Linked DNA regions of Homo sapiens: region 1 is linked to region 2. A link is an interaction called in ENCODE POLR2A ChIA-PET data of the cell type or tissue named here. Cell type or tissue: GM12878. All regions are shown on one strand.

What was found. ChIA-PET counts read pairs that join two places held together with the same protein. Peaks named below come from ENCODE experiments on the same cell type or tissue, not always from the same donor. Only the 100,000 strongest peaks of a DNase experiment are listed, where the experiment ranks them.
Region 1: POLR2A ChIA-PET joins it to region 2 with 9 read pairs; 10 of 35 experiments call an interaction of 5 or more read pairs at or near these places.

What each region holds. Positions count from the first base shown.
Region 1 is chr6:129,719,605-129,722,104 of GRCh38, forward strand. No RefSeq gene overlaps it. Among named protein-coding and RNA genes, the nearest start is that of ARHGAP18, 11 kb to the left of the region's middle. In GM12878, no CTCF peak of the experiment used is centred here; no DNase peak of the experiment used is centred here.
Region 2 is chr6:129,647,698-129,650,197 of GRCh38, forward strand. The region is part of intron 1 of ARHGAP18 (Rho GTPase activating protein 18); the gene reads right to left. Among named protein-coding and RNA genes, the nearest start is that of ARHGAP18, 61 kb to the right of the region's middle. In GM12878, no CTCF peak of the experiment used is centred here; no DNase peak of the experiment used is centred here; H3K27ac peaks cover 1,112 bases.

The DNA of each region.
Region 1 (2,500 bases), 72 kb after region 2:
GAGAAAGATCTCTTTATATAATATCCTAGCACCAAAATGGTTTGTACTCCTGAAATATGCTCTGCAAATAGCTGGAAAGGTTATTTTCCCTAATTCTATTTAATAATTTGGCTAGCTGGTTCGTTACAATGGCTCAAAGAACACAGCTATAATCACAAGGACCTTGGCCTTCTGAAATTTTAAAACAGAGACTTAAAATTACAGGGCTGAGGTTGTCCAGAGTTTATATGTAGTCCAAATATCTTTTTTCATAGAAACAGCTGCTAAGGAAACAAAGGTTAGGCAACAGCTGGTCAGGCAAATGGTTACAGAGCCAAGACTGTAAGATTTGAGGAAAACTCCATACCCTGAAACCAAAACGCTTTCTTACAGTGTAAATTGCTCCAGTTCAGAGACTGCCTCAACACCCAGTCCCTGGCTCTATCAAAATAACTATTATAAGAACTGATGCCAAAGCCTTAAGAATCACTCATAAATAACGTCTTCAAAATTTCTATTCCACCCCGCCCCACACACCACCAAAAAAAAAAAAAAAACCACACCAAAAACTCAGAAGACTGTCTATACTTCAAACAGTGAAAAAAATCAAATTCCACTACAGAGAGTAAAAAATATATTATTTTCCATCAACCCGTCTTCCCAGTAACTATGTTTCATTTTTGGTATTTTTCTTTAAAAGTCTATAAGATACATTTTTTTTTTTTTTTTTTTTTTTTTGAGATGGAGTCTTGCTCTGTCACCCAGGCTAGAGTGCAGTGGCGCGATCTCGGCTCACTGCAAGCTCCGCCTCCCGGGTTCACGCCATTCTCCTGCCTCAGCCTCCCGAGTAGCTGGGAATACAGGCGCCCGCCACCGCGTCCGGCTAATTTTTTTTTGTATTTTTAGTAGAGACGGGGTTTCACTATGTTAGCCAGGATGGTCTCGATCTCCTGACCTCGTGATCCGCCCACCTCGGCCTCCCAAAGTGCTGGGATTACAGGCGTGAGCCACCGCGCCCAGCTTCCTTTTTCAATAAAACTACATTTTTAATACAGATATGTCATATTCCTACAAGTAAGGATTAATAACAATAAACATAATAAAATTCTGTCTAGCCATCATCCTTCTAAGGACATCACAATACATTTTATACATAGAGAGAATACCTCTAAACACTGCAGATTAGATATATTCATCAAAAAAAAAAAGCTTTAATCACAATTGGCATGAGAGTGAAGAAAAGCAGGGAGAGAGTGCCTTGGTGTGACAAAGGTAGATCATTGAAGTAGTTTTAATATTTTTTCCAGAAGGTGACTATAACCTTCCAAGTGTTTGAGATTAAATCATACTCTGTGATGTTCTGGGAAATTTATATCACTATAAATTATCAAGCATTCAAATCAAGGCAGTAGAGCCACATTTGGGGTCACAAAAATGAGACATATATCAGAATTCTCCTTACTATGTCTGCCAGGCTCAAAAGTAATACTTGTCTTAACCTTACAAAGATCATCAAAATAAAACTGTAGTGGGCAAATGAATACATCAGTTGGAGAAAACAAAGTGAAATAGGCAGAGGCCTTCATGATTTCATTTCTTTCAAGATAGACTGCCTTTACAGTATTTTATGCAGTCTATTGGGAGCATTCATGTATTAGAGGCATATAAAAAAGAAATTCAGTAGAGTCACCATCAAACATTTAAAAAAGAGACTTGTTCAAAGGTTTCAGTCCAGAGCAGAAATTCTACCATCTCAGTGTGAACAAGAAGCACAAAATGATCCTGTCTGAGACTCCTCAGCTCATCCAAGAGCAGGTACCAGGCACCAGCAATGGTCTCCTCCGGTGTTTTGAGGGGGACAAGTAGACCTGCCTCCAATAAAATAATTCCCTATCAATCTGCAGTTCCACCATCAAAGTCACATATGGGGTTATATTGCAGAGTCACTGATTCACTTCAATCAAATAGTTGTAAGAAGAATAGATGAATCAGATACAACAATCGGGCCCCCAGGTGTTTATATTCAGTTAGGATGGACACATGTGTGCCTATTTATGACATCAAGCATTAAATCATAAATGCAAAAATAAGTATACTCTATTGCTAAGTGGACCTTTAGTTGTAAATATTTCCAAAATCTATTAAAGTTTAACAATTAAAGTAGTGGGCATATGTGATTTTCCCGTAAGTTTTCTGTATTCAACACTTATTATAACTAGAGAAAATGCTAGTAAACATACATCAGGTACTAACGTACTATATCTTGAATTAGGGTGGGTAGAGCAGGGCTGTTCATAAGGAGGGGGAACAAAAGAAGCCAAGGCTGACTGCTGACACTAGGTCAAGGTATGTTCACAAAGTGCTGTGAAGCATGCAGGATGGGGAAGGGGAGGCAGGATAGGGAGATCCGCCATAGAAATAGATAAATTTCTACCAGATGTTAAGGGACATCCAGTGCTTTGCAAGTATTTCATCTATATTCCATAGCAGTGGGGAATAATCCAAGGTAACCGAGAGAGAT
Region 2 (2,500 bases):
GGGGTTCTTCCTCAGATCATGACATATAAACCATAATGACTAAGAATATTTTAGAAGAAGCCATATGTATTGAAGTGTAAACATTAGAATGCTATTGCACCTCAGAGATTTAAACCTATCCCATTATTTTCTAGATGAGATAATGAGGCCTCAAGGTTAAATCTTCCCCAATTTTACCCAGCAAAGGGGTGATAGAATCGAGATTAATGCCCTCATTTCTTCTTCAGTGGTCACTTTAATATGTCAAACAGACTAAAAAGGATAGGATTTACTTTGTTTTCCCCAGATGCATCAATCTTTCTGAGTTTGTATTGCGTATAGCCAAGGCAAAAGTAATCTTGTTGACACAGTCTATAATTTGCACTTTCAAATGACCATTACATTTATCAAGAAAAAAATACATTTAAAAATCAAACCATATTTTTTTAAAAAGGATGAGAATTCTTTTCCAATGCACTTTTTTTTTTAATTTTTCAATTTTTTTGGTTTTTTGAGATGGGGTCTCGCTGTGTCTCCCAGGCTGAAGTGCAGTCCACAATCATAGCTCACTGCAGCCTCAAGCTCCTGGGCTCAAGCGATCCTCCCAACTTAGCCTCCCTGAGTAGGTGGGACTACAGGCACACACCACTTCACCTGGCTAACTTTTTGTAGAGACAGAGTCTCCTTGTATTGCCAAGGCTGGTCTGGAACTCCTGGCCTCAGGCAATCCTCCTGTCTTAGCCTCCCAAAGTGTTGGGATTACAGGTGTAAGCCACTGTGCCTGTCCAGTGCACTTTCTAAAATATGGTTTGTGGCCAGGCACAGTGGCTTACACTTGTAATCCCACCACTTTGGGAGGCTGAGGTGGGAAGAGTGCTTGAGCCCAGAAGTTCAAGACCAGCCTGGGCAACTAATAAGACACACATCTCTATTTAAAAAAAAAAAATTGTGTCATGCTGGGCATAACTTTAAATATTCTGTTTTTTAAGAAACTTTGTTTTGTAAATTTTGAAATTTTAAAATTTAATACTGTGTCTTTACATTATCTCTATGTTAGAAAAAAAAAGCATGTTTCTCATGTGTAGATTTATCTCTTTCATTTCAGCAGCGATATTAAAGAACTACTGTAATCACTATCATGGTGAGATGGTAAAGCTATTAATACTGTGTAATGGCCTTGTCCATCAGAATATGCTGAATTTGAATGACTATGAAGAGCTGCAGCCTACAAATGACCCAAGTCATTTTTACCCCTTCGAAGAGAATGCCTACTGTTGTTTAGCTGAAAGCAGTCATTATTAGAAGTGGCTCTGACATCCAGGAAGAAAGAACACTGATAATGCCTGAAGGCAGTAAGAAGTTGATTAGAAAGCAATACCACATCACTCGCCCCACACACACCCATGCAACCATCAGAACCCAGAGAAAGAATCTAATCTCTTCTATCTGACTCAAATGCTATAGTCTTAAGGATGTACTGAATTTCACAGAAACTTACTTCTTTTCCTCTTTGCATATCTTACCCTTTTCATTTTGGGAAAAAAATGAAATTTACTTATTTCTTTCAGCTTTCCTTTTCTTTAAAAATAAAAGTCGCGGCCAGGTGCGGTGACTCACGCCTGTAATCCCAGCACTTCGGGAGGCCGAGGCGGGCAAATCACGAGGTCAGGAGATTGAGATCAGCCTGGCCAACAGGGCGAAACCTCGTCTCTATTAAAAATACAAAAATTAGCTGGGTGTAGTGGCGCACGCCTGTAGTCCCAGCTACTCTGGAGGCTGAGGCAGGAGAATTGCTGGAACCCGGGAGGCAGAGGTTGCAGTGAGCCAAGATCATGCCACTGCACTCCAGCCTGGCAACAGAGCAAGTCTCTGTCTCCAAAAAAAAAAAAAAAAAAAAAAAAAGTCACTTAACATCTTGTATAGTGCTTTATAGTTTTTCAGTGTTCACCCACTTCTTGCTTTGTTTTTTGCTACTCACTTTTGACAGTGGGTAGAAAAGAAAAAAAAAAAATCCTCAGCAGAACAATAAGCAAATGACCTGATTATCCTGTTTATGTCACATTACCTAAGCAAAACTGAGAAGACAAGCCCATTAATGACACTGTTAAGAACTAGCTTTGGAAACTTGGCTTTATCACTTCTAGAGAAATATATGACACAACCAATTCATAGGTGCTGGGTTTTTTGTTTGTTATTTATCGTTGCGGCTTTCACTCTACTTCGTCTTCTTTTTTTTTGTTTTTTTTTTTTTTGGAGACGGAGTTCCACTCTTGTTGTCCAGGCTGTAGTGCAATGGCGTGATCTCGGCTCACCACAACCTCCACCTCCCGGGTTCAAGTTATTCTCCTGCCTCAGTCTCCCGAGTAGCTGGGATTACACACATGTGCCACCACACCTGGCTAATTTTTTTTTTTTTTTTGTATTTTTAGTAGAGACAGGGTTTCTCCATGTTGGTCAGGCTGGTCTCGAACTCCCGACCTCAGGTGATCTGCCCACCTAGGCCTCCCAAAGTGCTGAGATC